Linked DNA regions of Homo sapiens: region 2 is linked to region 1. The links are chromatin contacts, found by Hi-C or POLR2A ChIA-PET in ENCODE. All regions are on one chromosome and are shown on one strand. The core of a region is the stretch at or near the end of the contact, and the rest is flanking DNA. Distances in the headings are between cores, read along the strand shown.

Region 1 (5,444 bases), core at 1,360-3,859:
TAACCAGGGCTACCTTCAGAGCCAGACATTGCTTGGCTTAGGACTCTGCTTCCAAATAATGTTCATCGTCCCTCCCTTTCCCTTTCCTTATCCTTTAAAAGAAATCACAGTGACCTAAAGCAATTCTTTTAATTCCCTTTACATATGATGCTTGCATGAAGTGTGTGGCCCTTTAGCTTTTTCTTGAGTAATTGGTTCCTAATAGATGGACAGGATTTGTGCTATTTTAGTGTAGGATTATCTAGAGTTTTTAATGTTTGTTTTATTCAAGGAGTGGAATCTATGGCCCTGTGGGGGCAGAGGTTCTGTAGTGTTTAGAACCTTGAGTATTGTCACAAATCCGTTCAAGCTTGTTTAACTTAACCTTGGACAAATTAACATTTAAGGATAGGTTTTCTCACATGTATAATGAGGATAGCACTTGCTAAGATTGTCGTGAGGATTGAGGGATTGGGTTTGCCACATAAGGCAAAGGTTGCTCTCTCCCGTTCTCAGTCGTTTTATTTTCGAAGATTTTTCAGATAGAAGGGAGAAAGGAAAAAACTTCTAATTAGGTCTAAATTCTTCCTCTGCTAAAGACTGGGCTAGTGGTTCTCAGCTGGTCCCTCTGACATTTGGCAATTCAAGAAACATCTTTTGTTGTCACAGCTTGGGTGGGGATGTGTTGCTACTGGCATCTAGTGATTAGAGATCAGGGGTGCTGCTAAACACCGTGCAAAGCACAGGACCGACCTCCCATAACAGAGAATTATCTGACCAGTAGTGCTGGCCACTATGTGTGTCAGTAGTGCTGAAGTTGTGAAACCCTCCCTGCTCTAGACAAAATTAGTTTATTTTTTTCCTGCATGAAAATGCCTTTGTTGCTTAGTGAGTGATTTTGAACTATTGGAATAAAAAACTGAGAGAATTCCTAACTTAGTTACTAGTGTTTTTATTTACTGCACCTAAAACTAGAAGAATGACGTGTAGGGCTCTGGACTACTGACAGGCGACCCTGTGGTAGGGCCAAGCAGGGTTAGACTGTCAGAGGGTCTGACCTCCTATTCCATCAGCCCTGAGGCTTGTGACCTCTGAAGAGATGAGTCACTCTGCTGGCTCTTGAACCTTCTCCATATCCCTGCTTCCCTTTTCATTGTCTTAGTAACTGTTGTTGTTTTTTTTTTTAAAGACAGAGTTTCCCTCTTGTTGCCCAGGCTGGAGTGCAGTGGCACTATCTGATCTCAGCTCACTGCAACCCCCTGCTCCCGGGTTCAAGCGATTCTCCTGCCTCAGCCTCCCAAGTAGCTGGGATTACAGGCACGCACCACCACACCTGGCTAATTTTTGTATTTTTAGTAGAGACGGGGTTTTACCATGTTGGTCAGGCTGGTCTCGAACTCCTGACGTCAGGTGATCCACCCGCATTGGCCTCCCAAAGTGCTTGGATTATAGGCGTGAGCCACCGTGCCTGGCCTTAGTGACTGTTCTGGAGTTACAGAGGTGGTGCGCTGCCCTGCCCCCCTTCCTTCCATTTCAGAACTTCCAGTGATGGTCTGAAGTTTCTACTGCCTTCAGTGCCTCATCACAGTATGAATACAGTGCCCATCCTTCTGATGACCACTTCTCACCACTGTCGTGAGTGGGCATGTATTTTCCTAGGACCATTGCCACCTTCTGAAACCTTAGGCCCCCTCCTCCTCCTCCCAGACTGCCTATTTTGCTGCCTTTTTTGTGAAGCTTGTTGTCTTGATTTCCTCCCCAATTGAATGGGATTTCTCTGTTTCCTTTGATTCCCCCCTTAACAGGTGTGCTCTCTCTTGGAACTTTTTGTGAGTTAGTCTCTCGCCCCCAAATCTCATTGGACTGTAAGCTTTTAAGGGCAGAATTCTATTTACTTTTCCTTTCTGGTCCCAGGAAACATCTTAATATTTAGTTTCTCACACACAATGGGAATGAAACAGACATTTAAAAATGACAAATTTTAGCTTTTTTTTTTGTTGGAGAAGCAAAAATGTATTCTTTCATATAATGTCTTCCTTACATCACTTCAACGTTCCTCTATAAGTTATCTCCTTATGGTGATGATGGTGATGCCAGAGGTTCTCATCTGGCTTGACATGTTTTTCTAGTGCATCCTTTTAAATTACTAGGTCCTTAAATTAAATGATCTGGTTCACTGCTGTCATTGTACTAAACTGACCCTAAACCAATCCTTGCTGTTCCTAAATTTAGAAACAGAAAGAACCTTCACAGCATTCCAGCCTTTCTGCCACTGAAGTCTACTGACAGAAAAACCAAATTTCAAGAATTTTTTAAAATACAAAAACTTTTAAGTGGGTAGACATATCACTGTTAACTCAGTAGTGGACTGTTGGCAGTAAAATGTGTACTACAGCTTGCAAATGACCCTAAGTGTGGTGCCTCCAGTATCTTAGTCTCATCTGTAATACAGATAAACATGAACTTTTTCTGCAGTTCTGTATAGTATTGCTTATCTAAATAACCAGTTATTCCCATAAAGTGAGTAGTTGCTGAGGAAGTCAGTATAGTAGAGTGCGTAAGTGCTTCGGTTTGCCGGTCACACTGCCTGGGTGGAGTTCTGCCTTCAGTGCTTACCAACTTTATCACTTGGGCAGTTGACCTCCTGTGCTGCTCTTTACTCGTGTGAAGAATGTAAATAGTAACTCTTATAGGTTGTTGTGAGAATTGAACAAAACATAAAATGTGTTCTAGAGTAGCGTTTGCTGTGTAGGAAGTGTTTTATAAATGGTAGCTATTATTATCATTACTTTGGTGAAGTACAGATTATATATAGAAAGCAGAAAATAGAAGGCTGACATTTTTTGAGTTGGTTAAAATTTGATAGCTAGGAAGACGTAAGGTTGAGGGTGAAATCCCAGCAGGACCTATTGTAACCTTTTTTTTTTTTTTTTTTTTTTTTTGTGATGGAGTCTCACTCTGTTGCCCAGGCTGGAGTGCAGTGGCACGATCTTGGCTCACTGCAACCTCCGCCTCCCGGGTTCAAGCTATTCTCCTGCCTCAGCCTCCTGAGTAGCTGGGACTACAGGCACGTGTCACCATGCCCGGCTAATTTTTTGTATTTTTAGTAGAGACGGGGTTTCACCGTGTTAGCCAGGATGGCCTCAATCTCCTGACCTCCTGATCCGCCTGCCTTGGCACTCCCAAAGTGCTGAGATTACAGACGTGAGCCACCGCGCTCGGCCATAAGCTTTTTACATGGGATCAATTGCCACTGCCACCAGAAAGGCTGTCACAGTGTTGAGTTGGGGTATCTTTCTGTCAAGTTTGAATCCAACCTTCCTCCACTTGTGAATGAAGTTCTTAATCTTCATGCCTCAGTTTCCTCATTTGTAAGTTGGTGCAATAATGATCAAGGGTTGTTATGAGAGCTACATAAATTAATAATACATGGTAAGGTGCCTAAAGAACAGTACCTAGCGCATAGTATTCAGGAAAAGTCACTGTTTATAATTACAGTAGTTTATTCAGCCTAGCACTTGTACTCCACCAGGTATTGTGCTAGGCTTCTTGTTATTTCCTTCTTTTAAAACAATATTATTATTATTTTTTGGCCAGGTGTGGTGGCTCACGCCTGTAATCCCAGCACTTTGGGAGTCCAAGGCGGGTGAATCACCTGAGGTCAGGAGTTTGAGACCAGCTACTAAAAATACAAAAGTCAGCTGGGTGTGGTGGTGCATGCCTGTAATCTCAGCTACTTGGGAGGCTGAGACGGGAGAATCATTTGAACCCAGGAGGTGGAGGTTGCAGTGAGCTGGGATTGTGCCACTGCACTCCAGCCTGGGCAACAAAGAGTGAAACTCTGTCTCAAAAAAAAAAAAAAAAAAAAGTTTTTGAAAAATAGAAATGGGATCTTGCTATATCGACCAGGCTGGTATTGAACTCCTGGCCTCAAGCAGTCCTCTCATATTGGCCTCCCAGAGTGCTGAGATTACAGGCATGAGCCACTGGGCCCAGCCCATTATTTTATTCTTACAGTAGCCTTTCATGGTGTAAGTATCATCAACATTTTACAGGTCAGGAAATGGAGACCCAGAGAGGTAGAGGACCCTACCTTGTTTGAGGTTGTACAGCTTGTGTGGCAAATGTTTAACAGACCCCACCATTTTGTTTTTTGTTTTTTGTTTTTTTTTTGATGGAATCTCGCTCTGTGGCCCAGGTTGGAGTAGGGTGGTGAGATCTGAGTTCACTGCAACCTCCGCCTCCCAGGTTCAAGCGATTCTCCTGCCTCCGCCTCCCAAGTAGTTGGGACTACAGGTGTACCGCACCATGCCACGCCTGGCTAATATTTGTATTTTTAGTACAGACAGGGTTTCATCATGTTGGCCAGGCTAGTTTCGAACTCCCGACCTCAGGTGATCCGCCTGCCTCAGCCTCCCAAAGGGCTGGGATTACAGGGTGAGCCACAGTGCTGGCTCCCACTGGTTTTTACAGATGGGCGCCACTGTGGGTCTGTCACATGCATGCATCTGGTCCCCAGGGAGGGGCAGCAGGTAGAGTACAGCTCATCCTGATGGCTGGGACCTCTGTCACGTCCCCAGAAGTGGGCAGGGCAGGCCCTCAGTGGAGGGGAGAGGACTCACTCTCCTCAGTGGTGTGCCTGACCATCCAGAGGCCTTTCCTGCACAAGGCATCAGCCTTATTGACTGTAGAGGGCAGTGATTAGAGGTGAGAAATTTAGCTTAAGGGATTGCCCAGACATGACATCTCAATTTTCCTCTGTAAAAATACTCTTCCAGACTCGTGGTAATGAAAATATTTTCATTGTAGTCTTAGCAGGTTATTTGTTTGACAAGCAGATTATAAAGCTGAGTAAAAGCAAAACTGACCAGGATGATGATATTTTGAAAACTGACTCAGTGATGTAAACAGTGCTTCTACCTGGTCCCCATGGATGCAGTATTAAACTGGAAATTAAGTCCTTAAAAGTCCTTAACCTTCGTGGGTTAAAGTGTTCTTTATCAGGAACAGTTTTTTTTTCCCCTAAATGTTAAGCTTGTAATGATTCTGTGATGCTGCAGAATTACAGCATTACTTGTAGACTTAGTAGCATATAGCAAAAAATTTATCTTAAATTTACTCCTGTGTTTCTTCGTAGGAGGAATAAACAGTGAATGGGAACCAGTATTTTTCAAAAATTTTTTTGGTTAATGAAGAACTAGGTATTACGATTTCTTTGTCTGATATCTAATACTTTGTTTCAGGCAATAAAGAACAATGCCATATGCCTTACCAGGTAGATTTTTATATAAATGATTGCTTATGAATTGTAAATGATATGAGTTGGGTTTAGAGGTTTAGATTTTAATGAATGATGCTAAATTGATGTTGAAATTGTAGAGGGTTGTTTGTTTTGTTTTTAAAAATTGGGGCTGGACACGGTGGCTCATGTCTGTAATCCCAGCACTTTGGGAGGCTGAGGTGGG
Region 2 (5,444 bases), core at 1,102-3,601, 44 kb before region 1:
TCCCAGGACTTTGGAAGGCCAAAGTGGGTGGATCACCTAAGGCCAAGAGTTCGAGACCAGCCTGACCAATATGGTGAAACCCCGTCTCTACTAAAAATACAAAAATTAAAATTAGCTGGGTGTGATGGCAGGCGCCTATAGTCCCAGCTACTTGGGAGGCTGAGACAGGAGAATTGCTTGATCACGGGAGGTAAAGGTTGCAGTGAGCCAAGATCACGCCACTGTTCTCCAGCCTGGGCAAGAGAGAGACCCCGTCTCAAAAAAAAAAAAAAAAAAAAGGTAAAGTATTTATGTTACCTTAAGATATTATAAAAATGAAACTGCAGGGCACGGTGGCTCACGCCTGTAATCCCAGCACTTTGGGAGGCCGAGGCGGGAGGACTGCCTGAGCTCAGGAGTTCGAGACCAGCCTGGGCAACACGGTGAAACCCCATCTCTACTAAAGTACAAAAAATTAGTCAGGCGTAGCAGTGTGCGCCTGTAATCCCAGCTACTCAGGAGGCTGAGGCAAGACAATTGCTTGAACCTGGGAGGTGGAGGTTGCAGTGAGACGAGATCACGCCACTGCACTCCAGCCTGGGCGACAGAGCGAGACTGCATCTCAAAAAAAAAAAAAAGAAAGAAAAAGAAAAAAATTTTGGCTGGGCGAAGTGGCTCACCTCTGTAATCCCACCACTTTGGGAGGCCAAGGCAGGTGGATTACGAGGTCAGAAGTTCAAGACCAGCCCGGCCAACATGGTGAAACCCCATCTCTACTAAAAATACAAAAATTAGCTGGGTGTGGTGGCACGTGCCTGTGATCCCAGGTACTTGGGAGGCTGAGGCAGAATTGCTTGAACCTGGGAGGTAGAGGTTGCGGTGAGCCAAGGTCATGCCACTGCACTCCAGCCTGGGCTACAGAGCGAGACTCCATCTCAAAAAAATAAAAATAAAAATAAGACAAATGTTAAAGGCACATAAAAGGCTCTTTTTTTTTTTGACTTTTCTGAATTTTATTACCTTTTCTCTAAAAGTTAACTTTTTTGCAAATGGCTATTAATGTCATATACCAGTAGAGGGCGATAAAACATTACTTTTTAGTATTATCTTAAAACTACTTTTACCAGAGTGGAAAAAGAATTTTTGGATAACTTTTCTTTTGCCCCTTCACAAAAGAAAACGATCGAAGACACTAGCAAGATGGAGAAACATAGTTCAATGGGAAGATCAAAAGTAACAGACAGATTACCATGACCTAAATTTGCAGAAGGGAGAATCATCATCTGTGTAAAAACTATAGTGACAGCTCTGTTTAGATTGGTTTATGTCTCAGGGAGACCGCCTTTTGTGCTAGCTCTCTGACACTGCATAACAACTGTGGGCAATTACGTATGGAAATCCTTCAAGCTGAAACAAATTGCAAAACTTAAGTGCACTTAGTCTGTTGTACCTTTTGTGGATCTAGAATACGTAACTTTAAAAATCTAGATTGTAATAGCTTCTAGATAGATGACAGTTTGGGCGTGAACCATTTAGCCATCCACTTGTGGTATGGCAGGAGTATATGGTGAGGAGTGGCCAGCTAACATTCTCAGGGGTCGGGGTGCCATGTTTACGTGGGCAGGCTTGATTCCTGGAAGCCGAGCTCATTTACCAGAAGAGCAGCCAATACCATGAATAAATCTGGTCCTGAAAAAGTAAATGCTCTGTTTCTTGGATTATTTATTTATATCAGATGGAGGGGGACAAGAAAGCTTATGCCTTTCCCTGTGGCCATGCAGCGCATGTGAGAATGTGCACTATGGCCGGCGCGGTGGCTCACGCCTGTAATCCCAGCACTTTGGGAGGCCGAGGCAGGTGGATCACCTGAGGTCAGGGGTTTGAGACCAGCCTGGCCAACATGGTGAAACCACATCTCTACTAAAAATACAAAAAAAAAATTAGCCAGGCATGGTTGGGGGCGGGTGCCTGTAATCCCAGCTACTTGGGAGACTGAGGCAGGAGAATTGCTTGAACTCGGGAGATGGAGGTTGCAGTGAGCCCAGATCATGCCATTACACTCCAGCCTGGGCGACAAAAGTGAAACTCTGTCTCAAAAAAATGTAAAAAAAAAAAAAAAAGAGAGAGAGATAGAATGTGCACTGTATTTAGCCTAGCCTGTGGCATTTTGTTTTGCAAATTTTAGTAGTATGGAAGTAAACTATCAGCATAAGAAAAAAGAAAATTCCTATGGCTCTGAATATGTTAGGATTTCTATCAAACACAGGGCCCAGCCCAGCCAGTTCCCAGTGGGGTAGGCTCGGCCCTTGGTCCCTACCAACACATTGACTGCTCTCCCCACAAGGTGATTTCACTGCACTGGACACAAGATGAGATGGTTTAGATGCTGGCACTGGAGCAGCTGCAGTAATGTGAGCTGAAAGGAATGCAGTTGTATGTCGAGAGTGCCAATTTCCAAAGCAGGTTCTTGAAAGGCTGTTTCTCTTCGTATGGTGAGGGACCTGTGCTGTTATCAAGACTAGGAAGGAAGGAGATTCATTAAATGTCATCATCAGCCTGAACAGGTGGTTGGCAAAGGAACGGAAAGCACGGAGATGAAGTTTTAGAGATCGGGGTGATTGCTGGCAACTAACATTATCAACTGTGATTCCAAGAGGCCCCAACTGTGGGAGGCCTGGAGGAAGCCACAGAGGTTATCTGGAGGGCCAGAGCTTACAATCTGGTTGGACTGGATCCAGCTGAATCCATCTGAGGCCAGCTCCAGGAAAGGCAGGTCTGGTATCAAGATGTACAGCAGACCATGGTGGGTGGGGAGCTCAAATTGTACTTACGGGCAACTGGGTGTGGGGAGGAGGGTTGTATGGCTCTGCAAGCATAGACCAGATCCTATGGCTATCCCCACATGAGATAGCGGGAGGATATCCTATGGGAGTTAGCCATAGGATCTGGTCTAAGCTTAACTTGAATTTCAATAGGCTGCCTTTTCTTTTCAATGAGCCCTCCTCACGAATACTTTGCATCCAAAAACTTTCTCCTTCTAATGTTCTAAGGGCTGCCAGCTGCCTCGGGCAGGCTCTCCAGAAGCCTAGGGAAGAGATACAGGGGTCAGGGAAGCATGAGTTGGGACCTCTTTTTTCTCCTATTCTTACCTGTGTTCAGCCTGGTTTACTGAAAGCAAGAGGTAATGAGCCTTTGTGGATGGGTGTGGCTGAATCATTGTGCGTTACCGATACAAGATGATCTGGAAGAAGCCCCTGATGGAACCTAAGGCCCTGGTGGAGTTTCTTTGAATATCATCAGAGGGAACTTGAGACCCGAGATACAGAGGGGACTGCAAACAGGCCTGCAGTGCCTGGGGCTGATTCCACAGGCAAGCACCTGTATCATTATCTCAGGCGACCCCCACAGCAGGAAGATATTATTATGCCAAGTACTCAGATAATGAAACTGCCTGGAGGAATAAGGAGTAGAGCCTGAATTTGAATTTACCACTTTGTCCTGCTGAGTGGTTGGTGAGGGAGGGGTAATAAGCATTAGAGCTATTAACTAAGGAAGCAGCATGGATTACTGGTTAGAAGCAAAGCCGTGGCTCTAGCCTGCCTGGGTTTGTATCCCAGCTGTGCAAGTAACCAACCTCCCTGTGCCTCAATTTCCAATCACACCTGCCCAGTAGGGTCTTGTGAAGATTAAATGAGTTTATATAGAAAAGTGCTTAGAGGCTGGGTGCGGTAGCTCACGCCTATAATCTCAGCACTTTGGGAGGCCAAGGCTGGCAGATCACTTGAGGTCAGGAGTTTGAGACCAGCCCGGCCAACATGGTGAAACCCTGTCTCTACTAAAAATACAAAAGTTAGCTGGGCGTGGTGGCATGTGCCTGTAATCCCAGCTACTCGGGAGGCTGAGGCAGGAGAATTGCTTGAACCCGGGAGGTGGAGGTTGCAGTGAGTCGAGAGTCGAGATCGCGCCACTGCACTCCAGACTGGGCGACAGAGCAAGACTCCATCTCATTAATAAATAAATAAATAAATGAATAAATAAATAAATAAATAAATAAATAAGCTTAGAACAATACCTGGCACATAGTAAGTCAGTTTTCCTGTATGGTGCTGACTGTGCCGCTTTGTTAAACAACTACGCATTAGAAGAGTGGGTTTGGTTGAGACTGCCTCTAAAATTAGTGCTTTATTTGCTTAACTGCCTCCCTGAATTAGGGTCCTTTCATTCCTCATTTGAATGTTAAAAACCTAACCTATGTTTGGAAAAACATAATTGATCATACAGTCATTGTAATTTGCGAGGGCTGCCCTAACAAAATACTACAGACTGTGTGGCTTAAACAACAGAAATTTATTTTCTCACAGTCTGGAGTCCAAGATCAAAGTGCCAGCAGGTTTGCTTTCTCCTGAGGCCTTGCTCCTTGGTTTGCTGACGGCTGCCTTCTCCCTGTTCTCACATGGTCTTTCCCCTGTGCAGGCATCCTTGGCGTCTGTGCATCCAAATCACCCTTTCTTATGAGGACAGAGGTTTGACTGGTAAGGCCTAGCCTAACGGTCTCATTTTAACTTAGTCACCTTTCTAAAGGGCCTGTCTCCAAATATAGTCATATTCTGCCGTAGTGGGAGTTAGACATTTAGCATATGAACTTGGGGAGGAAGAACACAATTCAGACCAGAATAATCAGGTTCCTTGAGGGAAAAAAAAGAATTTAGATGTGCTAACATCAGTCAAAGAATGACGAGTATCATTGAAAGGAAGAATTTGAGTGCCTGGGAGCAGCCTGGTCACTGGTGGGTATCAGAGCTCATGATCATGTGTATGTTTGAGAACCGCAGCACGCTTCGGGTTTTCAGTTGAGTAAGAAATAATTATTTAAAAAATTTCCCTAGCTTTTTTCTCTTGTTCTTTTTCTCAGCCAGCTAAGAGAAGAGGGAATGTGGCACAGGGCTCGTGGAGGGAGGTAAGTTAAGTGTCTACTCTGATCCAGCCCAAGAAAGGCCCTTGAATAGCTCCAGGAAACAAAAGAAAGTACTTTATCCATTATGACCATTTTAATAAAATCTCCATCGCGACCCATTTAAAAATAATTTTTCATCCAGGCACAGTGGCTCATGCCTGTGATCTCAGTATTTTGGAAGGCCGAGGTAGGAGGATCACTTGAGGCTAGGAGTTTTAGACCAGCCTGGGCAGTACAGTGAGACCTCATATCTATAAAAACATTAAAAAATTAGCCCAGTGGCCAGGCGCGGTGGCTCACACCTGTAATCCCAACACTTTGGGAGTCCAAAGCGGGCAGATCACGAGATCAGGAGCTCGAGACCAGCCTGGTCAACATGGTGAAACCCTGTCTCTACTAAAAACACAAAAATTAGCTGCGTGTGGTGGCGTGCACCTGTAGTCCCAGCTACTCGGGAGGCTGAGGCGAGAGAATCACTTGAACCCAGGAGGTGGAGGTTGCAGTGAGCCGA

Evidence for each region. Hi-C counts contacts between places; a loop is a spot of excess contacts on that map. ChIA-PET counts read pairs that join two places held with the same protein, here RNA polymerase II (POLR2A). Pooled maps may share reads with other maps.
Region 2: POLR2A ChIA-PET joins it to region 1 with 10 read pairs in WTC11. The contact joins two enhancer-like sites. A Hi-C loop is called at or near these places in 2 of 37 single-sample maps with no recorded cell type and 1 of 50 pooled maps. POLR2A ChIA-PET finds 5 or more read pairs at or near these places in 4 of 52 experiments (GM12878, T-cell, WTC11 and 1 more).

Annotation. Positions count from the first base shown.
Region 1 is chr13:40,634,921-40,640,364 of GRCh38, reverse strand. The region is part of intron 1 of FOXO1 (forkhead box O1); the gene reads left to right. Among named protein-coding and RNA genes, the nearest start is that of FOXO1, 29 kb to the left of the region's middle. Within about 2 kb of position 2,609, at least 2 of the 41 ENCODE cell types and tissues checked have a DNase peak (open chromatin) inside an H3K27ac peak, as active enhancers do.
Region 2 is chr13:40,678,783-40,684,226 of GRCh38, reverse strand. No RefSeq gene overlaps it. Among named protein-coding and RNA genes, the nearest start is that of FOXO1, 15 kb to the right of the region's middle. RefSeq lists enhancers at 2,024-2,788, 2,789-3,553, 3,554-4,318. Within about 2 kb of position 2,351, at least 3 of the 41 ENCODE cell types and tissues checked have a DNase peak (open chromatin) inside an H3K27ac peak, as active enhancers do.